2 separate regions of the Homo sapiens genome follow, and region 1 is linked to region 2. The links are chromatin loops, found by intact Hi-C in ENCODE. Cell type or tissue: PC-3. All regions are shown on one strand. Links, peaks and the distances in the headings refer to the core of each region. The heading gives the core; the rest is flanking DNA.

Evidence for each region. Hi-C counts contacts between places; a loop is a spot of excess contacts. Peaks named below come from ENCODE experiments on the same cell type or tissue, not always from the same donor. Only the 100,000 strongest peaks of a DNase experiment are listed, where the experiment ranks them.
Region 1: it touches region 2 in a loop (5-fold over the local background); 1 of 110 quality-filtered maps calls a loop at or near these places.

What each region holds. Positions count from the first base shown.
Region 1 is chr7:41,421,457-41,433,576 of GRCh38, reverse strand. No RefSeq gene overlaps it. Among named protein-coding and RNA genes, the nearest start is that of INHBA-AS1, 270 kb to the left of the region's middle. In PC-3, for the core only: no CTCF peak of the experiment used is centred there; a DNase peak (open chromatin) is centred at 7,436; H3K27ac peaks cover 2,310 bases.
Region 2 is chr7:41,333,816-41,345,935 of GRCh38, reverse strand. The region is part of intron 2 of LOC105375246 (a long non-coding RNA gene); the gene reads right to left. Among named protein-coding and RNA genes, the nearest start is that of LINC01449, 240 kb to the right of the region's middle. In PC-3, for the core only: no CTCF peak of the experiment used is centred there; a DNase peak (open chromatin) is centred at 5,405; H3K27ac peaks cover 1,268 bases.

The DNA of each region.
Region 1 (12,120 bases), core at 5,259-9,258, 86 kb before region 2:
AGAGGTGGAAAGCCTAAGAGACCAATCACATAAATACAAGTTTTAAATTTTCTTAAATAATCTCTCCTTATACTCTAAAATAGTACTCTGTTTATCCACATTAGTTGGAGCCATAGGGGAGTTCTTTTAAATGTTTAAGGGACAAGTAATTGTAATTGCGTGGAAGAACAAAATTTGAGGAAAAAATCAGAAGTCATTTGTTATCCTACCAGAGATGATACAAACACCTGAAAAAAGTAACACATACACACACACACAAAGCTGAAGGTAATTCACTCATAAACACAGATATTAAGTTTATTATTAAAATCCAAATCCAGAAATTCATTTTAAAAATACCCCCAAAAGTCGACTGGGTGCTATGGCTCACACCTGGAATCCTAGCACTTTGGGAGGCCAAGGTGGGCAGATCACGAGGTCAGGAGATCGAGACGATCCTGGCTAACATGGTGAAGCCCTGTCTCTATTAAAAATACAAAAAATTAGCTGGGCGTGGTGGCGTGTGCCTGTAGTCCTAGCTACTCGGGAGGCTGAGGCAGGAGAATTGTTTGAACCTGGGAGGCAGAGGTTGCAGTGAGCCAAGATTGTGCCACTGCACTCCAGCCTTGGCGACAGAGCGACATTCCATTAAAAAAAAAAAAAAAAGCCAAGTAAGATTTATATAAGATGGCAAGGTAACTTAGTATTCAAAATTGATTAATTAATTATATTCTCAGTCAAGAGAAAAAAAAATTCTACAATTATCTTAATTGATATTGAAAAGGCATTCAGTTAAATTTAACTTCAATCTTTAAAAAATTGCCAAATAGGGATTCATGAATACATCTATATTGTAATAAAGACTATATATCTCAAACCCATATCCAGTGTAAAAATTAGTAATGAAATATTTAAGATGCTACCGCTAAAGGCGGGGAAAAAAGTTGCTCACTCATCCCACTTTTACTTGACAAAAACCAAAATAAAACTATACATACTAGAAAGAAGAAGACATATTATCATCCCTAGATAGTATGGTTGCAGAAAATCTAATAGAAAATCTCTACATAGTGTGGTTGCAGAAAATCTAATGTGAAAAACAAACCAATCAAACATTAGCTTGGATACAGTAAGTAAATGAGAGGGCCAGTTACTTTGCCTCTTGGGTTTTTTGATATTTTTTGTCTTTTAGGTACTTTGAAGTGTAGCCAGTTCTCACCATGATGGCCATTTTGCTCAACAGTTCCAACCGTAGTATAGTGGTTCCAAAGCCACTCCGCTGACTCAAAGGCTCTTCCAATGCTTGCCTCCTCATAGGCTGCTGGCCAGTCTATAGGTTTCTCTCCAATTCCTGGACCAATGAGTAATGTAATTGGTAGTATGGAAGTCTTATTTGTAATAGAAACAAAACATATAGAACACCAAAGCCTGAGCCTAAGATACGTAAAGGACTTGTACATTTGAAACTTTAGAAGTATAAAGAGACATGTTTTATTATATAGAGAGAACTCTCTTATTTGGAGGAAAGAAATGTTAAGAAAGCATACAAAATTTTTCAAGTATTATGGTATAAGTGGGTGAGTTTTCCAAAGCTGAAATTAGTATCTTTTAGTATGAGATTTTGATGATGGAACACAAAATGGAATTTCTGGTTCTGAAAATGACATTAAGCTCACGCATTGTGCCAAGCCAACAATGGCCACACGAAAAAGCTACGTGGGTGGTAAGAAGAGGGTTAGATATGCTTCAGTGTGGGCAAATGGAAAGAAATGAATTTAGAGCAAAGTCATCTAAACCTGACTCATAAGATAATGGAAACCAAATTACCAGCTATAAGCCAGAGAAAGGAAGTAAGAGAAACTGACTTTTTCCTAAATTCACTGGCTTCTGTATTGAAGTCACATATAAAGGTCAACACAATTTTGGGCATCACTGGGAAGAGCACAAGAAAATAATAATGGAATGCATGCATTTACTGCATGGTCATTCAGCAAATATCTAATCAATGTCTACATTGTACAAAATGGCCCTTGGTAGAGACAGGCCAGTGGAGCAACAAAGGGTAATAAAGGAAGCAAACAGCACCCTGTGTTATGAGGAGATGGCAAGCAAAATTGGGACCAGCAGGTGGTCGGGTAGCGGGGAGTCAGCAAACAAAATAATTATGTTATATTCTCTATAGGAAGGTATGAGTGCTGGCCAGGCATGGTGGCTCCCGCCTGTAATCCCAGCACTTTAGGAGGCTGAGGCGAGTAGATCATTTGAGGTCAGGAGTTCGAGACTAGCCTGGCCAACATGGTGAAGCCCCATCTCTTCTAAAAATACAAAAATTAGCTGGCCAAGGTAGGCGGGCACCTGTAGTCCCAGCTACTTGGGAGGCTGAGGCAGCAGAATCGCTTGAACCCTGAAGGCAGAGGTTGCAGTGAGCCGAGATCTCATGTCTATACTCCAGCCTGGGTGAAAGAGTGAGACTCCATCTCAAAAAACAAACAAACAAACAAAAACAAACAAACAAAAAAAAGGAGGTATGAGGGCTTAGCAGAAAAATAAAGCAAGGAAAAGTAAAACAAGTGTGAAGAATGACAGGATATCAAGAGGTCAGGTTCTGGGAATTTTTAAAAGAATGAAAGAGACATGTTGATGTTTTTGATGTAGGGTATAAAAGAAAAGGGGAATCAATTCTGGCTAAACATTTTGGGCTAGATAACTGGAGAATGGAGTTGTCTTTATTGAGATGGCTAGGTCAAGGGAAAAAATAGGTTTAGGAGAGTATCAGGAGTTCACTTTGGGGCATGGTGAATTTGAAATGTGGTTAAATAACCTAAGATGATGTCAACTAGGCAGTTGGATTGATGAGTCTGGAATTCAGGAGAGAAGTCTCAGCTGAAGACATACCTCTTGGAGTAATTGGCACATGGGTGAGATTGCCAATAGTGTAGATATACAGAGAGAAGAGAAGCACAAGGACTGTCCCTGGGCACTCCAACATGAAGATGTTGGGAAGATAAGGGGAAACTGAAAAATGAGCATGGGAGGAAGTAGCCAGGGAGGGAGGAGGAAAACCAGGCGAACACTGTGTTCTAGAAGCCAAGCAAAGATGGAGTTTCAAGAAGAAGAGAGTCATCAACTGTGTCAAATGCTGCTTATAGGATGATAGAGGACCACTGATTGGATTTAAGAAAGTGGAAGTCCTTGGCCACCCTGATAAGAGATGTTTCAGAGCAGTGGTTAGGGTGACAGCCTGATTGGACCAGGTTTACAAGAGAATAGGAGAGAAACTGGAGACAGCAAGAGACAGCTCTTCAAGGAATTCATCTATGAAAGGAAGGAGAGATACAGGACAGCAGATGGAGCATGAAGTGAGGTCAAGACAGCATTTTCTTCAAGATAAAGGTAAATGGCAGCCTTTTGTATGCTCTGGAATAGCCTGGTGGAAAGGGAAGGATTGCTGCTGCAGGAGAAACAGGAGAGGAAGGCTGGAGAAAAGTCTCTGAGTGAGAGAGAGCAGCATCTCGTGAACTCATGGAAAGTAAGTATAATCCAGGAGCCTGGCCAGTTCCCCCCAGGGAAAACAGGGAAATGGAGAAGTAGAGAACAAAGCCACAAAAATAGTCGGTGGGCAGGTGCAGAAGGGAGCTTGTGGAATTTCCCTCCCCAACGCTTCTCTTTTCTCGGTGGAGTGGAAAGCAAGGCTATCAGCAAAGAGTAGGCTGGAGGAGGAGGGTTTGGAAGTTTGAGATGAGAAAATACAAAATAGTGGTCTAGTAAGTGGGACAGTAATTGGACTCGGGAGCACTTTATGGGGAGAGCTAGGGCTTTGCTTGAGGTTCATGGTCATGGATAATAAATGCCACCAGCTATCATGGTGGTATGTCCTCATTCTTCTCAGAGCACTCAGTGACTCCACTGTCTTCAGAAAACTACGAAAGATCCATTATATGGTTGACAAGGGCCTTTAAGATCTTGCTGGAGCAATCTCCTCCAGCACAATCTCTCTCAATACTTACCAACTTATGCCCTTTTTTCCAGCCATTTACCCAAGTGCTGCTGCTTTCGGACTTGAAGTTCTCTCTCCTTGGATCACCTCCTCTATTAACTATTTCTCCTTCAATATTTAGTTCCTCCATTGCCTCCTTTGGGAGGCTTTTCTAGAAATGTCTCAATGAGTTATTTGTTTATTATTAATAATTCTTCCATCTTCATGTTTATTATATAGCACCTTATGAGGTAGGTATCATCATCATCATCCTTACTTTATAGATAAGGGAAAGGAAGGAAAGAGACAATAAGTAACTTACTGGGCTCCCACGAGTAGTGAAGGTTAAGGCTGGGAATTGAATGGAGATGTTACATTCAGAGTTCATACACTTGTCCAGTATGTCACGCTGTTAGTTTTAGGTCAGATAAAGATGCTATCATTGCCACAAAGGGAGACTGAGCCAGCTGAATAATTCAGAGCTAATTCAGTTGACTATTATGAGGCTAAATACAACACCATGGAATTTGGGATTCTTTTTTTGTGTATATTTGTGTGTAATGTGTGTATTTTTTTCCAGAATGTGAGTGTGGCTACCTCTGGAGGTAATTGCACTTACGAGATTTAATGTCCTTTCATGTCATTCTATTTAAAAGAATTTTGCTGTTAACATTTTACTGTGAGATCATCGTAGAAATGTATATACTGCCTACATGTTTTGATTAAGATATAAGCTTTCAAATTTGAATTCTGAATACCTTCCCATGAAAATCCTTGGGGATGGATGTTCAAAATCCTTCTGGCAGCAGTTGCCTAATTTTCCAAGCTTATGTAGAAAGAAGAGTTTTTGAGGGAAAATCATATTCTCCTACAGTTAAAATCAAAACGGCACACATAAGAGCCAGCATACTTGACACGAGTACTTTCAAGACTTACTTCTTGGAAATGAATACACGTTTCTTAAAAACTTTCTCCAATGGCATGTCTAATAATAGTGAAATATAAACTATTTGGCTTTCTTAGGCAACTTCTTCCTAACATATTATCTAATGGTATTCATCTCCGTCTGCCCAGATCCTGTGTTTTCAGCACAGTATAATCTCTATGTACCAATACTTTGTTGTTCACAGCTGTGTCCTGTTAATATGCTCACTTACAGAACTGCCATGCTGCCCCACAAGCTGAGAGCCTGCCAGTGAGTGTATGACTCTAAAGTCATCACCATCCCTAGGACATGAAACCAAAGGAATCACATAGATGGCTTTTAATTTAATTTAAGCCACTGGAAAGAGAAGGAATAGGAAGGTTACATGAGGGCCAATGTTGTCTGATTTTTGGATTCCATTTATTGTTTACCTTTTATTGGGCACAACAGTTTATATAAATTATTTCATTTAATAATCATATCAACATTCAGCTTCAGAGATTTAGTTTGAGAAACATTTATTAAGAAAACGAACAGATCCCAACATTCTGCTCTGCAATGAAGTGAATTTGAACCTCAATAACACGTAGTCTCTGCCTTTGTAAAGATCACCATCTAGAAGGAGCATGTAGGGACTTCCATCAAGTGACATACAATAGAGATAAGCCCTTGAAGGAGCAGAAATGGCTGGTGAGGGAGTGTAAGAAAACTTTCAGGATCACAAAATGTGGCTCTCTAGAGAAAAAATAAATGAGATTTGTCAATGTCATATGAAAAAAAATCAGTGTAAAAAAGAAGAGGGAGGGAGATACCCAACAAAATAAACAGGCTTCACTGATGTAACTCTGGGTGAAATTCTACCAGGTTCTCATAAGGTGGCCAAGCTGTGCATCGTGGAGAAGCCCTGAGACCTCCAAGTATACTAAGTTGGATCCAACAGGGCTTTCTGCTCTTCTGGATGTTGAATATTAGGGCTTATTGTAGAATGTGTTAGCGACCCATTTGGATATGTGTCCAAAACAGGCCTTAGAGGGAATGAAAGTCAGTTCCTCAGTGGAGTTCTGCAGAATGCTATTGCTTGATCTTCAAGATTACAGGTATCTCAAGGTTTTGTAAAAAGTGTGATAAATACCTTTTAAAAACCAAGCCATTTTATGAAGTGTCCCCTGATGTTTGAGTGTGGTTTATGCATTGTCAATTAAACCTCTTCACGTTATTGGAGGAAGATAAATTTATCCCACATTTGAGAAGTTTCTTGAAACACAGCTTTTAAAAATGATTTATTCAGGAAAACTTATGCAGCAAACATGCTGATTCAGTTGTTACAGGTGATGAGACAATTATACAAATAACTTTTAAAACGATAAATGTGAAAATCTTTTAAGAGAGGTACACAAAGCAGAGGCTTTACAGAAGGTTGAGAATATTAAATCAGAGGAACTAATTAAGGCCTTACAGATGAGGTGTCTTTTGAAGGAGGGATCAAAAGTGATGGCTAAGATTTCAACCAGTAGAAATGAGGACAGAAGTTCTTGTTATTCCAACCGTATAAGCAAAGGCATATAGGCAGGCAAGGTCAAGTCCACTGTGGATACAAGTAGGAAAGTTTTAAAAGGCTGGAAATTTAGGTTAGGGTCACACAAAAGAGGGCTCTGAAAGCCAGGTCAATGGTTTTAGTTTTAATTCAGTTGGCTGCTTTTACAGGGATGAACTATGAAACATGACTGGAGTAGCCCTGTTGGAAGACTAACCTGGCAAATGTCATAATTGGAAAAGAGATGAAGACAGGTACCCTGGTGACAAAACCATTAGGTGGGAAGATTGAGGATCTGAATTAGTTTGGGGACAGTGAGACGGAAAGAAGGGAATGGAGGTGAAGATGTGGCAGGGGCCTTGGGGCTTTCCTAGCTATGGGAAAAGATACAAAGTTTTGAAGTTGATAGATAAAAACAAAGTCATATAGCAGATATGACAATATGATAATGTGGCCCCTAGCAATGGCCTTGGCTGGAAAACAGAGGTACAGCATAGACCTAGAAGATTCAATTCAGTAATAGCTCCTGTCCAGGAATAAATATGGAGATGAAGAGAAGAGTTGGTATACAAGTGTTCAAATAATTCCTGAGTTATCTTCTTTTAATTTCAGGGAACTTGATTCAATATTTTTTAATACAAATGAGTAAAATAAGAAGAATCAAAACACAATATGTGGATTATGTCAGTGGTTCTCAAGCTCTGTGCTCAGAAGAACCGCCTAGGGAGCTGGTATAAATTCCAGACACTCAAGAACACCCCTAAAGATTCTAACTCATAGGTTCTGGGTAGGCTCTAGAAATAAATAATATTCTCACCTATGCTAGATAATTATGAATTAAGTAATCAGAAAAAAAACATGAGAAACAATGGATTATGCATGCAAACTAGTACCTGACACATACATGTAACTTCAGATAATTACGGTGAGTATTGGATATCTGATGTGGCCACCAACCTTCTTTCCAAGGGAAGCGAAGAGCTTCCCATCATGAGTAGCCAGAGGGTTAGTCTCTGACTCATCTTAATCTTTGTTCTCTTTCTGAATCATGTTTAAGCCATCCTCTACTTGTTTATGAACTTTGGGAGCTTTCATTCCCTTGACTGCTGTCTTTATAAGAATGCTGGCTATAGGAACTACTTATACTCCATTTACGTATAGTCCAGTCCATCTTAAAATAGACAATATATAAAACTGTGATCTGCTGCTGCTGCCACTGACAATAATGAGACCCTGGGGAAGTAACCTCACAGAGTTTACATTTTGTCATCTTTGAAATGAAGAGGTCTGACTAGATCATTTTTATGATCCCTTCTCTGATTTTATGGTCTTGTGAGTTATATTCTGGATGCAAATACATTTCAGGGTTAGAAGGAGTCTTAAGTGGGATTTTGCCAGTCTGTCCTTCCAAATGTTGAAACTGCCCTGCCTTTCCTGTCCCTGTTCAGCGTAGGGACTTCAGTTTCCCCAAACAGCTCATTCCTACAGAGGGAAGAGGAATAGCCTCTGTGGCAAGACTCACTTAGGTGAAGCTGGAACGTATCTGTCTGTGTTGACTCTCACACTTCAGAGATTCACCAGCCTGAGGTATTCTTCTCTTATTTTTAGGGTTTTATGATCTCAGCAAACTTTTCTCCACAGTTTTAGATGAAAAATAATAATTTCTGGGCAAAGCACTAGGAAGCCTTGCCCTGAGGGAGCTATAGATTCCTTTTCTGAGGGAGAGATGTTGAAGGTTTTTCAGTGGTGGACCACATGAACAGAAAACAGTGATGAACGGATCGTGGCAATGTTTTATTAACAAAAAGAATGAGTTAAGGGAGTTCAAGATGGGGTCTGAATATTAAATGGATTGAGGCATACGTGCATATTTCTTTTTTACTTTTGTAGTTATCTTTTATAATGGCCCAGTTTTATGCTGTAATTTTATGTATTCATTTCTTATCATGAGATAATACACCTTCAGAAAATAGATTATTAAAATGAAGAAAATTCATCTAAATATTTCAAAACAGGAATGACTAATGCTTTAATATGTATTATTTTAGTCATTTCTTTCTCCCTGTCTCTGCCCATCTCTGTTTCTTTAAGTGTGTGTGTGTGCGCCTGTGTGTGTATGTGTGTGTGTGTGTGAGAGAGAGAGAGAGAGAGAGAAAGAGAGACAGAGAGAGAGAGATTTTATTTTAATGGGCCAATACCATAGATGCTAACCTGATTTTTTTCCCCCAGGTTTTTTCTTTTTAGATTTATTCTTAATGGCAGTCTTGAAGTCCATCTTATGAATACATCACAATTTATTCATCCTATTCTCTTGATTTTAGTGGGGTTAATTTTAAATGGCACATATTATGTAATGACTAATCCCTGCCTTGAATTTCAGCTGTGTGATCAAACCTAGCAGCAAAGGTCCTCAGCACCACATCAGGGCAGTGGTCAGTCCTAACCAACCTGGCCCAGTTGAACAAGACAATCTACTTCCTCTGGTTTTTCTAGAGTCTTTCATTGGGCACCAGTGGGCCCACAGGCCTCATGTGGGGTGCCCAAGGTCTTGTATGACCTCCCCCTGGGGATTGAATGGGCCATACTAGCTGAGTGTAATACCAAAAGCTTTAAGCTTTATTGAAACTGCCACTCTCCCAACAGAAATGGCCTTTCTGACATTATTCCATCCCAGGACATGTGGGCTATAGCAGTTCTTTGGACTCCTAACAGAAAAGAGTTTTTCTGTCCAAACCAAGCAGCTCAAATTAAACCTTCCCTTTTTGTTTTTGTGAGGCTTACTAGCACATACTTAAACCTAGGGAAGAGACCTGTACATTAAGAGCTCCAGTCATAGCACGCGGAAAGATAAGTCCTTCTCATTCCAATAAACTATTGACAGGCTCCTCTGCACATACATTTGTGCCTCTTGCCTTGTCCAATCGAGCCGGAGATTCTAGATCATTACTGCCTTGCATGCTGTGAGCATCTCGTGACCAGTGTGGGCTCTAGCCCTTACAGAGACTCTCTTTGCACTTAACCTTTCTAAAATCATGCTTATAAACCTTTACATTACAGCCTGGTTAGACTTGCTGACATCTCCCTGTGGAGTATGTACCTGGCTGAAAACCACTTGCAATAACTTTTAGCTAAAGTATAATAATACCTGGGTCAGTTATAAGCACCATACCAGGAGGAAAGAGATGAAGGTCAAGCAGAGCTATCTTGGGAGTAGGTTGGACCAAGAACAAGAAATACATATGCTCTGCCCATCGTTTCCTATATCCGCACAGCTGCCATGTCCTGTGAATTCTCCCTCTAAAACATCTCAAACTCATTCTTGTCTATTCATCTCTATTAACTACAGCCCTTGCCCAGGTTACTAGCTATCCTAGTCAGTGCAGGCTACTATAACAAAGTACCATAGACTGAACGGTGCATAAACAACAGAAATTTATTTCTAACCATTCTGGAGGCTGGAAATCTGAGCTCAGGGTGTATTATGACCAGGCTTTATGAGAGCCTCCTTCTTGGTTGCAGACTACCAACTTCTCATTGTGTCCTTACATGGCAGAAAGAAGTCTAGAGAGCTTGCTGGGGTCTTTCTCTCTCTCTCTCTCTCTTTTTTTTTTTTTTCCTTTTTTGAGACAGGGTCTCACTCTATCACCCAGGCTAGAGTGCAATGGCACGATATTGACTCACTGCAACCTCCATTTCCTGGGTTCAGGCGATTCTCCTGCCTCATCCTCCCCAAGTAGCTGGGATTACAGGCACCCGCCACCACCCCCAGCTAATTTTTGTATTTGTGGTAGAGACGGGGTTTCACCACATCGGTCAGCCTGGTCTCGAGCTCCTGACCTCAGGTGATCCACCCGCCTTGACCTCCCAAAGTGCTAGGATTACAAGCATGAGGCACCACGCCCGGCTGCTGGGGCCTCTTTTATAAGGTCACTAATGCCACTCAAGAGGACTCCACCCTCATGGCCTATTCACGTCCCAAAGGTGCCACTTCTTAATGCCACCACATTTTAACACACAAATCTTAGAAACATGCAAATATCTAGTCTACTGTACTACCTTATCTTGTCTACAATATTTCTACAGCTTCCTCAATTGATCTCTCTCAATATTCTTCTGTTACCACCCCATTCATTTCCTGCAGAATAGCTAGAGAGTAGTTGTTTTAAAATATAAGTCTGTTGAGAGGTCGAGAAGGGAGGATCACTTGAGGTCAGGAGTTCGAGACCAGCCTGGGCAACAAAGCAGGACTCCAACTCTACAAAAACAAAACAAAACAAAAACCATTAGCTGGGTGTAGTGGTATGCACCTGTAGTCCCAACTACATGCGAAGCTGAGGCAGGAGGATGCCTGGAGCCCAGGAGTTTGAGGCTGCAGTGAGGCATGATTGTGCTACTGCACTCTAGCTTGGGTAACAGAGTGAGACCCCAACTATTCTAAAAAAAATCTTAAGTCTGATTATATCCTTCCCAATAGAGTTAAAACTCTGAACAGACTTCTTCTCAAATCTGGCCTCGGCCAAATCTCCAGCTTCATATTGTGCCCCAATCCCAGATACAAAGGAGGCTCCTTCTCCCAACTTGGAGGTTTTTATTTAAATGTCAACTACTCAGTGAGGCTGCCTTTGGCCATCTCACACAAAGTTGTAACACCTGTCCCTCCCAACATAGGCCCTAGCCTCTTGGTAGTCTTTTTTGTTTTATTTTTCTCTTTAGCTTGTTTCACCTTCTAACATACTTTACATTTCATTTCCTTATTTTGTTCATTTTCTTTCTTCCCTTCCTGAATGTATGCTTCATGGAAGTCAGGGTTTGTTTATGTGTTTTTAAAATTTTGTCTATTTTGGTTATTGTTTCATTCTGAGTACTTAGAAGAGTTCCTGGCAAATAGGAAATATTTAAAAAATTGTCAAATGAATATTTGTTGAATACACTTCTTATTTTATAATCTAGACACTGGTAATACATATTTATAAGCAGTATTTCTATGGCACTCCTATAGCATATCTATAGGAGATGGGTGTGTTACGAGAAGCTTTGTAAGTAACAGTGCAGGAGAAGGAGGCCAGGAGTAAGTGTTTTCTTCAATACTCCTCCTTACCACATCTCCTAAGTTAAATCATATGATTAAAATTTTTGTATTATGCTCTACTTCATTTTTGCAATTTTTATCACAATCATGACTAAGTAACATTTTAATGTATTTTGTGATTATCTGTTTTCCTAATAGATTAGAAGCATCATGAGGTAGGGACCATGTTTGTTTAGCCCAGGGCCAATGAGTGAATGAATAAGGTGCCTCTTTTCAAGCAGCCATGAATAGGGAGGATGGGAGATTTCAACCTGGAAAGTAGAAGACTCAGAGGTTATGTAGTGGGTCTCATGGCCTCCTGTTCCTGCCTTTCCCTCAAGGCAGAAAAATGTAGTGATTAAGGAAAGTGTGAAAATGGTCTCCTTCCCTTAGAAGGATTCGATCCTTGTCTTCTGAGAGAAGCCACAGAATTTCCTGCCTCTATGTTTTCCCCCAGCTTGCTAGATTTCCATGTGCTAGGTCTTACATGAACTAAAAGGGCCCTGGGTGGTTGTTCTTTTGCGTTTGAGAAGAAACTAAATACTTACAAGGGTTTTCACTTATCTCTTTACAAGCTCTTCAGACATTATTGAACAACAGTTAACAATCCTATTTAAGAACTAGTATCAGAAACTGCT
Region 2 (12,120 bases), core at 3,536-7,535:
AAGTCTGGAAAGCTGTGAAAGGAAGCCATGAGGGCTTTCCTATCATCACTGCTGGATTTTCTACTGCCACTCAAAGGACTTGAGCCACAGTAAAAAGCTGGAGTCTTTGAGGGTGTGGGAAGCAATGTCCCTTAGGATGAGCAATCTCTCAACTGGGTGGTCTGTATCGATTAGTCAAAATTTAATCCCTAGACTTTGATTACATTTCAAAAAGGAATCCCCCTCCCAAGGTTAAGTTTAATAAAACCATCTTCAGGGTGGTTATCAGAAAGAGACTTGTGCACACTCAGAGTAGCCTGCATATATAACTGGTCTTGTATTTTTATGATCAGGAGGACAATGGAATCCTTGTCCAATAAATCTACCTTAGACTAAGCCTTTGGCTAGCATAGTGTATCACCTGAAAATGCAGCACTCGCCCACCAGCATTAGACAATGGAAACATGGAATGATCAGCACAACCTTTTACTAATCCAGGAAACATCATAGGCTCTCAGTGGGTTTCCAACTCAGTTGATTTAGTTTTAGCAATATTTATGGAAACATATGAAATATCGGGACTAGAGTTTCTGTTTCCATTCATAGGCACGTCATTAATATTTGATGTTCTTTTTCTCCCACTATCTGACTCTGCATCTCACAGAGAACCTCAGTCAGTGTATTTCTCTGTTCTCATTGACTGTCCAACCTTTCAGTCTTTTTCCTGATTCAGCCGAGATGAAAGGGTGATGTCCAAGATTACTATTTTACCACCACCATGTTCAGTGTCAACCCCTGAGCCCCCCTTTCCCACCTCCCTGCAGTTGTTCCTTTCAGTCCCTCCCACTTCCTGATATACCATCCAGAAAAAGTCTCAGATCCACCATGTTTCATTTTCTCTTTTATATTCTGAAATTATTGCATTCTGCTGAAGAGAGAATCACACAGTAGGGTGGATTGCTGCCTCGCTTCATTCATAGTCTTCAGTCTCAGCCAGGCCACCTTCAGCTTTATCCACCAGTCTTTGAATTTGGCCTGAGCTGGCTCCTACTCTCCCCCTCTCCAGGGTCCCTTCTATACATTACCTCTCCTGAGGCTTTTATCTGATGCCACAGCCTCACTCCAAGGCTCCTCCTTTCATGTCACAGGTGTGGATTACCTGGACCTCTGGCCCCTCCTCACCACACTGAAATTCCCCTTCTCTGTCCCTCCCTACCTCTTGTCTCCATGGTCAAAGAATGAGACGCCCTGTCTCGTGTCCAATGCCAACATCTTCAGCGTTGCCCTTGGTCCCATCTGCTTTCCTTCAAGACCGTGATCAATCAAATACAATATTTACTGTTTTATCTTCAACCATCCCTTCTGTCTTGGCTTCTTTCCCTTGGCCTAAATAAATGTTTGAATCTTTGCACACTTAAAAAACAAAACAACAGCAGCAGAAAAACTCTCTGGGCTCTTGTGTCCTCTGTGAGTCGGCCCTCCGACATTCTTCCCTTAGGGATGAAAGTTCTTGCGGAAGTCGTGCCACCTCTCCACTCCCTCAAGTCTCATCCTCTCACTCCACGACCCGATCAGCCTGCATCAGCCTCCAGCCCTCACCACTTTTGGAAAGGCCATCTGAGACCATCTTCTTTCAGAATCTAGTGATACTGCACCAGTGCTTATCTTGCTGGGTGTCCTGGCTTCCTTTGATGTTACGGAACATTCTTTCTACTTGGAATCACTTTCCTGCCTTGACTGTCCTCTCTCTGGTCCTCAGTGACCATTCCCTCTCTGTGCCCTTCCTGGAACTCTCCTGTTTTGCCACACAGTTGTCTGTCTGCTATGCTTTTTAGATATATGCTCATTATGCTATCACCCATTTGGATTTAACCATCATCTGTTTGTTGACAACATCAATTCCATCTTTGCAGACCTGTCTCAATCCTTATTCACATCTTCACACTATTGGTCACTTTTCTGCCTCTGCTCATGCTATCCTCCCTTCTCCCATTTAACTCTGAATCATCCTTCAGATTGGGATCAGTCATCTTCACTTGCAGGAAGCTTTTCCTGAAACACCAGGTTGCTGGTGGCCCTTTTTGTTGCTTCTCAACTCTACTGGTTGGCTTGTCCCTCAGCAATCCTATGTCACTAGGGAATTATCTAGTCTGTGGCCCTGATTCTCACCACCCTGTGTGCCCTGAAGGACACATATACTGAGATTGGGACCTGGTAGCCACTCAATGTTTATTTGAAGAAATATCAGGTTATTTCCTTAATTGACAGGGATTAGTATCACATATAATTTTCAAGATCACAGAATATTAAAATATGAAAGGAATAAATGACTTAAAATTTGTCTTTTTGACTGTATTATCTGCCTATACTATACATATCCTTAAAGTTGTTACTTGCTACACTCTTCTATAAGAACTTTAATTTAATCTCTATAAAATGGTCTTATTGTCCAGTGTAATGCCTACCTGACATAGCTCAATGTCTACCCTGCCCTAACTCTGCTTATCTTTAAGAAACAGGATGCCTATGATTAAAAGTTCCCTTTGTAACCATACCAGCTGAGACTGGTTAGGACCAAGAGGGCTGAAACTTCAAAAATACCTCAGGTTTTCTTATAATCTCATTTCCATGCTAAATGACACTGCCATCAGCACCATGACAGTTGGCAATCACTGTGGCAATGGCTGGAAAAAGCCACAAAAGGACAAAAAGGAAGGTAGCACTCTGGTTCCAAGAAGTTCACCACCCATTTTCAGAAAAGACATGAATACTCCGTCTCTCACTTTTCTTTTCTTTTTCTTTTTCTTTTTTCTTTTCTTTTTTTTTTTTTTTTTGAGATGGAGTCTTCCTCTGTCACCCAGTCTGGAGTACAATGGTGCCATCTCAGCTCACTGCACCCTCTGCCTCCCGGGTTTAAGCAATTCTCCTCCCTCAGCCTCCCCAGTAGCTGGGACTACAGGCATGCAACATCACACCAGGCTAATTTTTGTATTTTTAGTAGAGACAGGGTTTCACCACATTGGCCAGGCTGGTCTCAAGCCCTCCTTTCACTTTGAGTGTCCAACCCCTTCATCAGAGAAACCCTATATCTTAAACCCCTTACCCTTCACTAGTTGAGAAGTTGATTTGTGAACCATGCTCCCTCTTCTCAATTTCATGGCCATGGAATAAAACCTGCACTGTTTGACACTCACTTTTGGTTTTGTATATTGGCTTCCAGTAATCAAACAGGGAAAGACCCCATTTTTGGAGGGACCAGCTTTGTCGGTAACAGTCTAATTTGGAGAGCTAGTTCCTGCCGTTGATTTCTTCCCTTTCCTCTTTCAAAATGTAATTCCCTCAGATAAACCTTCTAAGACCATCCTAACACAGTTCCTGCACATTCATCCCCTATCCTTACCCTAACCCTGCCCTTAGATGAACACATTCGGTATTATGTACTTACCCTGTAATATCAATTGCTATATAGTTCTCATAAATCAATTGCTGTATAGCTCATATCTGAACTTATGATCTTACATTTCTTATGTGATTAGTTTTGGTTTTTACTCTCCCCTAACTCAAGAAGGCAAGCACTTACCTATTTTGTTCTTCACTGTCTTCAATACCAGTCACTATGCCTGGCACATAGAAAGGGCTCAATCAATATTTATTGAGTGAATGAATGAGTGAAGGGAGGACAGATAAATTAGTGGGGGACTATAATTATTCAGAGGCAAAAATGAAGCCTAGTGAGAGAAGGTCATAAAAGTCTTGAGAGCTTGGAAACTGGCCTTACTGTAAAAAAGAAAAACAAAACACTTCCACACAGATGTACTCCTAGGCCAGTAAAGAGCTTAAGTAGGCTTTGTGTTGTTTACAAGAAATGTAGACTTGGTGGGGTGTGATGGTTCACACCTGTGATCCCAGTACTTTTGAAGGCTGGAGGCAGGAGAATCACTTGAGGCCAGGAGTTCAAGATCAGACTGGTGATCACATAGTGAGACCCTGTCTCTACAAAAAAATGAGCTAGCATGGTGGTGGCATTTGCCTATAGTTCTAGCTACTTGGAAGCCTAAAGTGGGAGGATCGCTTGAGCCAGGAGTTCAAGGCTGCAGTGAGCCATGATCGCACCATTGCCCTCCAGGTGGGTGACAGAGTAAGATCCTGTCTGAAAGATAGAAAGAGAGAAAGGAAAAAGAAGGAAGGAAGGAAAGAAAGAAAAGAGGGAGGGAGAGAAAAGAAAGAAAAAGAAAGGAAGGAAGGAAGGAAGGAAGGAAACAAGGAAGTCAAAATGAATCCCATCTTTTTTTTTTTTTTTTTTTTTTTTTTCAGTTTTCTAACTTTATCTTTCCTATTTGGAAAAAAGTGTCCCCATTGTACATGTTTGGCCCCAAATGGTGTCTAAAACAAGAAGAATCAAAGCCTTCCATATATCAGTGGTATGAAAACTCAAGAGAACTGTCAGTCATGGTGCATTTCCCAAGGATTTTGCCCACATAAGTCCTTTTCGTCCTTGTATCTATTGTGTGCCTTACATTTTGCCTGATATGGAAAAGCTGACTTGGCTGTAGTTGCAATATCAAACAGAAATCATACAACTGAAGAAACAGGTCAAAGTCACTTTGTGGAATGTTTCAATGCCAGGCTAAGATGTTTAGGTTTTATGTATTAGGAGGTAATTTTTAAAAACTATGTTAGAATTATACATAAATATGTATTTTAGGGAGAAAATGCTCTAATTTCAGATTGTAAATTGAATTGGTGTTTTCCAGAAATTAAAGATGAATAAACCAATTAGGAGATTGTAGCTTTAATCCTGGTTTTAGGTGATGGGAATTTTAATTACTCCATGTAACTCTATCATTCTCATTCCACAATGGATTATAAAATACAAAAAAAAAGTTAAATGGGGAAAAATAGAATCAGGGAATAGTGACAGAAAAATCACATGGGGGTTCAGAAGATGTAATTCTTACAAGATAGTTATAATTCAGTCATAAATTTGCTTTGGAGCTTCCTGGAGGCCAAAGTAAAACAAGAAACATAATCACATAATTTATATTGCACATATACTAATAATAGCTAATATTGATTGTTTCTAACCTTGTACCAGGTACTGGTTATATGTGTCCTTTTCATGTCACCACTTCCATATATATTTGAAGGCCTCATGTTCTTTATAAATAAGTCTATTAATTAAATCAGCTGATAAAAAGATATTTTACAATGAAGAAATGAAGATTTATGCCGAAAAGCATCCCCCTTTTTTTTCTTTAGAGAATAATCAACCTAAATTAAACTTTTAAATTTTTGGTTTAAGGCAGCCAGCCTGTTTCAACAAAGTTGCCAAATATTCTTAACCGAAAGGAAGCATTGCAAGATATGACAAACAGGAAAGCTAAACAAAAGTCAACAGTGTTGCAAATCATACATTTATGGGAGGAAACGCTCCAGTTCAGCAGCCAAGCCTGGAGCTTAAACCTGCAAGACAGACCATGCTAACATGAATGTGAGTGAACAGGGAAGGATGCTGTGTAATCCTACATCCTGAGGTGCCTGCAGAACTCAGGCCTCGGTGTGCAGGCAGCCAGTGAGGTTAGTGACCTGTAGTGGAAGGCCTTCAGAGAGCAAGTGAGAATACCAGCCCTTAGCTGTGTTGTCACATGTTATCAAAACTAGAAGACTGGACATGTCTTTGACATTAAACTCAAATAATGCACTATTCTGTTCCTCAGTTGACTCCCTGGAAATGAGTGATAAGGCGACAACATCCTCAACATCTTCGAAACAAATCAGTGGGGATTTTCCCTACCTCTTCCTTACAGCACTGTCTGTATGTACGTTAGTAACCTTTTTCCAGTGATAACACCTGGACTATTACCAGGGGTCACCAGTTCAAATGTTGGAGGAGCCAAACAAGAAACAAATGAAGTACATCATTGCAGTTTAGGAATATGGGCCCAGCAACAGGGGAACTATGTTTAAAAAATGAAATTCAAAATACACTTTTAGGCTGGACTCGGTGGCTCACACTTGTAATCCCAGCATTTTGGGAAGCCGAGGCAGGCGGATCCCCTGAGGTCAGGAGTTCAAGACCAGCCTGGCCAACATGGTGAAAAACCCGTCTCTACTAAAAATACAAAAATTAGCCAGCTATGGTGGCATGTACCTGTAGTCCTAGCTACTTGGGAGGTTGAGGCAGGAGAATCGTTTGAACCCAGGAGGCAGAGGGTGCAGTGAGCCGAGATGGCACCATTGCACTCCAGCCTGGGTGACAGAGTAAGACTCCGTCTTTTAAATGAAATCTCCCAAATTTTAAACATCAGCAACAAATTCAAATATTTTTAAAGCCTGCTTGAAGCAATTCTATATGAACTGAAAGCCTCAATTGAAAACTCTCTTAGGAGAAGGTTGAAGCCTTGTGAATTGAATTCCCTATTAATAGTGCGTTTAATAAAGTGGCAAAGTGAGCCGCTGATTGTGGTATTCTCTGGTAAAGATTTTAGGCTTCTGTCTCTAATTAAGGGCAGATACTTGATGACTCAAGCTGACAACAGAAGTGACATCCTTTTGTGAAGATCAAAGTGGTACTAGAACTTACCTGAACCAAGATCAAGCATCTTCCATGGAAGCTCAGAGAGATTATCTGTAGGCTGGGCCATGGCTTGCCTTTGGCCAACATTCATTTTGCCCCAGCAAATGAATAATTGAGCATATATATTAACAGGATTCCAGGCCTGGCATGTTGGCTCATGCCTGTAACCCCAGCACTTTGGGAGGGCAATGCGGGCAGATCACCTAAGGTCAGGAGTTCAAGACCAGCCTGGCCAACATGGTGAAACCCCACTCTACTAAAAATACAAAAGATTAGCCAGGCACAGTGGCATGTGCCTGTAATCCCAGCTACTTGGGAGGCTGAGGCAGGAGAATCGCTTGAACCTGGGAGGCGGAGACTGCAGTGGGCCAACATCATGCCACTGCACTCCAGCCTGGTCAACAGAACAAGACTGTCTCAAAAAAACAACAATAAAAAAGAATTCCATCAGGGTAGAAGAACCTGTGAAAAAGGAAGCGGGCCTTAAAGAATTGTGGGAGAATCTGGGCAAAGAAGGTCAGAAGGGGTAGTTGCAAGATCAGAGAGTTGCAAGTCCCTCCAAGCCCACTGAAAGCACTGGAGACAATTTGGATTTTGCAGGGAAATGTGGGAAGCCAAGCACATCTCTTCTCAAAGGGACTACCTGTGGAAAAGTCTAGGAAGCTACTATCTCTGTGTAACCACTGCCTCTGTGTGTCCATAGGCCAGCATCTTGGGATGGGTGATGACCTCTGTTGGTCAGCTCTGAAGTCAGAAAGTCCTGTCCAGCTGGTGCCATGGGCACCTCTGCATCTCCCTGTACCGTATCTGAGCACAGGAAGGTCTTCAGAGTCTAATGGGTCCTGCTTTATCTTTGCCTCCCAAATTTCACACCAGCTTCTCTTCTGGCCAGCTCTGGAATAACAGAGGTAAGGGGATTTTTGAGAAGCGTATTGTCCAGATTGGCTAGGTCAACCACAGAACAAACTAGCACACAGAGGACGCATACTTCACTTTTTACAAACCAGGTCATGATCAGTTTAGCTCGTGCAGTTCCAAAACCATTTTGATTTCTGTGTTATAGATGAAGTCATATGGGGAAGAAAAGAGGGAAGAGGTGGCTAAGAAGTAAGAGGGACTTGGACTTGGATTTGAATCTTGATTACTTCCTTGCTTTATGGCCTTGGAAAAGGCAGTCCATCTCTCTCATTTGTAGTTTCTCCATCCATAAAGTGGGGCTCCTAATACCATTATGATAGTGTTGTCTTAAGGATCAGACACAATGTTGGGAAAATACATAGTGTTGTCCACGGGGACAAATGCTACGTTTAGCTTATTCATTGTTGCAGTCTCTGTGACACCAGAGTAAGCAAGCAATATGTTTAAATCACTATAATTATTGCTTATAAAAGCAATAGAGGCTCTTAAACACACATGAAAGTTTAAAAGAATGGATGTACTGTGGGAATGAATAGCCAATGAGATTTTTTTCCTGATCTTTTTGGAGGGTGATGAAAATGAATTCTCTCAAAGGTTTGTTGTCTGCTAGGACACATTTAGAATGAGTTGGGTTTAATTTTCATAGTAAAAAAGACTGGGAGCCAGCATAATACAGATTCTGTAAGTAAGTATTCTTTCATTCTTTGTCCAAAAGAGTGTACAGTCATGTAATCTCCCTCAAGGTACATAATCATTTTCATTGTCATTCAGCATCCCATCTCTGAGCAGAGTCCAGCTCACATCCAATAAATGGAAGACCAGCACGCTGACCACACACACTGCATCTTTCTCCTTGAACACATGCACACACTGGCCTTTGGTAAGAGGCAGGGCAAGAATAGGGAAAAACAGAGATGCATTCCACAAAGACATTAGCTAAACAAAAGTCAAGTCCACCAGGCGAAGCCATCAGGAAATTGGTTAACATATTTTTCCCCCATTCAACAAAAGATAGCAGGCACTTGTCTCAATATCTCCTTTCATCCCTGAAAGCTTTAAAATTGATTCATGGTTTCATAACTACAACAAAGTAACCTTGGATAGATTAAAATCAAGGCTTTTTTTAATTTGGATATCAACAGCAAGAATCCCACCCAGGTCTTACTAAAAACGACTTTGGCTGACGTTATGAAATGCTTCCTCAAGCTCTTCTTCAGCCAAATGAGAAGTCGTCTGGAAAGGATTCATCCTTTTAGTGTACACAGAAGATCTTCTTCTTGGATCTATAAACTAAGTCTTTAAATTCCACTGTAATTACTCCAAAGACATAAATAGAGCCGATACTATTTCTGGTATCCCAGCTGGCCCTTTAGACAAGGTACACAGCATTTTCAAATAAAGCTTCCGCAAAGTGTGTAGGTATTCTAGCAACAGACAGATGCCTGGAAATTCTAAAACATAGTGTCTAAAAAGAATAGCTTCCAAAAATGCTAGTGTGTAAGACAGGCTCCTTTCTTCATTTTAATTCTTGTACCAGTTGTTAGGATTGAGTTTCTTAGTAAGGACTTAATCCTATTCTGTTTTCAACCACTAACTTGGCTCTCTTTGAAAGTATACTGAAACAATTCATTAAAATACTCATACATAAAGTTTTATTAAGAGGACATGTTATTGCTCTCAGACTCACTCTGTAGTTATTAACCAGTGCAATTTAAAAGCTTTATTTCAAAAGCCAGAGCCTCACAAACCATCCTGGTATTTGTGCTGATTAATACCAACATCATATCCATTTTAAAAATGAACACCACCCATATCTGGAGTATGTCTCAGATTTGGACATGAACGTTTTGCTTTTGTTCTTTGTGGACATGTTTGGCTTTCTTTTCAGAGAAGATTTGTAGAACCGTAAGTTTCCATGCATTTGTTTTCTCTCCATTGTTTCTGATCACTTTTTTATTTTCCCTCTGAAATTTGAATTCAGATTACAGGTGCCATTGGTACAAAAAATGAACATAATTTATTTCCAGAGCCTATAGTCATTTTCATTTCTTGACTTACTAACAAATATAACTGAGAATCAGCACTGTGTTCTTTGATTATTTATCAGTGGATATGTATCAGCTGTTCTGTGGGTTAGCTCCCTTGTAAGCCAGGATCCCTTTGGGCATGACACCAGGGCACAAGGAAGAAGCAAACCTAGAGCTTTAGCACACAACTATGTGAGCTAGTCCACAAGAGGGACAGCCCATTCTCAGTGCTGGCCCTGATGGAGTGAACTGGCACTAGAGAGAGCATTTCCGTCTAGATTTGTGAATAGTATGATGAGAGGATGGTGATATTTAAGACTGGATCAGACAATTTCACATTCTGCTATAGTGACTAAAAGGAGGGGTTTTGAAGTCAGCCAGGACTTGGCCAAATCAAAGTTCTCAGTGATCATGTTGTCTTCCATAACATAACCTGTTTGAGGCTAGATCGCATCTTTTGTATAAAGAAGATGCCATATTTTAATGTCTGGTGCACAGTGTGGGCTGTTATTATTGACTACTCTGTAGTCATTGGCAATATCTGCTCATAAATGAAACCTCTGCTTACAAAGAAAGCCAAACATAGCACACACACAAAAAAGTGGGCATTTTGTGGCAGAAAGACTCTAAGGTGGCCCCCATCGTACCCACCTCCCCATACTCCTCTCTGTTTCATTCCCTCTCCTTGAGGGTGGGCAGGACCTGCAACTTGCTTCTAACTAATAGGACATGGCAAAGGTGATTGGACATCAATCTCATCATTAGGGTATGCTATAACAGAATCTATCTTAACAGACCAAGCTAGAGACTTTCCTGTGGGCTTGATGCATTGAATGGCTGAGATGGCAAAACCCATGTGGCAAGAAACTGCGAGGAAGGCTCCAGGAACTGCCGTGGCTATTAGGATCTGAGGGCAGCCTACGAAAAGTCAGGGCTCTAACCACAAGGAAATGAATTCTACCAACAACCTGCATTAGTCTGGATGTAAATTCTAACCTAGTGGAGCTTCCTAAGGAGAACAAAGCATGGTCAACATCTTGGTTGAGCCTCGTGAGACTGAGCAACAGACTCAGCTCAGCCGTAGGCAGGCCCATAACTCTGACCTGTATAAACTCTGAGAAAATAAATGTGTGTTGTTTTACGCACCTAAGTTTGTGGTTATTTGTTACAATAAAACAGAAAACTATATATATGCTTAACTAGAGAACTTGGCTATTATGCCATGCAAATAAGATCATTTGAATTTTTATTTCAACAGTTATTAAATTCTCTTTCTTCTGGTATCTTTTTCTATGAATCAAAAAAAAAATTGTGATTCCAGGATTTTTCTCTACAATTGTAGAGTCATATGAGAAAGTGGCCCTTCAAGTTTAGCCTGGATATTGGTTGTCATTGAGACTTCATAAGGTAAAGAGCCCAGTTAAGAGAATATATTTTTAAGTACTTCTGCAGTGAAATTTTACAATAAAAAAATGCTTTGTTGTGGAAAGGGCTTGAGAACAGTTTCTACTAAGAAGGAAAGTAAACAGTCATTTGTTCACTTGCCCAATCCTGCTCATCATTAAATATTCAGCAGAATGTCACCCAGTTTTGAATGCACTTTTCATGTCTCTCCCAGGCATGGGAGAACTGCTTCTCTCCTTTCAGGTTCACAGAGCACCTTCACTATGAGCATCTTACTCTGTGTTGTAATTGCCTACTCCATGGTTGTCTCTGCCCCTAGCCCAGCACTAGCAAATTACAGCTCAGGGGCCAAATCCTGCTTACTGCTTGTTTTGTTAATAAAGTTTTATTGAAACATAGCCATGCCTTTTTGCTTGCGCATCATCCATAGTTGCTTATGTATGGTACAATGCAGGGCCTAATGATTGCAACAGAGACTTGTGGCCCAAAGTCTCAACTATTTGCTATCTGGTCCTTACAGGAGAAATCCTGGCCCTAGAGGTAGACCATGAACTTCACGAGGTGGTAGACTGGGTCATGTTCATCTCTGTGGCCTCAGAAGCTAGCCCATAGCAGACCCTGAATTTGTAATTTAGTGAATACAAAGATGCATCAAACACCTGAAATTCAAGCTAACATTAGCATTTATCTTCTAAATCAGACCTTCCCTAGAGAAGCCCGCAGAATTTCATCAAGACTCTGTCACAGGGAAAGAGTCTGTCCGCATACTTTGTATGATCCTGAAAGTTGAAAACAGAATGAAGACAGCTGGCTATTAAAGCACATTCCTATCCTTCATTAGGTCACATTTAGACCAAATTGTCATTTATTAAACAATTTTCACATTAGTTACCAAGTCCATGTGCCTTTCAGGGGACAGTTATCCTTTTTTCAGATTCACTTAGAACCAATTTCCAAAATACTGCTGGTGTATTTGCTGTCCAAGAAACCTTTTAATTTTCATTTGTAAACCTTTTTTGATGTTGCTCCCTTGACAAAAACAGGAAACTATTATTTTCTAGTGGTAAACAAGTTCAAATTCAAGTTAGCCACTCAATTCCCCAATTCAAGACTGTGTTTTGTATACATTTTTAAAAAATCATCTTTCTAATCTTCATCAAATGTATCAAAATTCTCAAGGAAAAGCCAAGTGCCTTAAAATTTTGTGGGAATCAA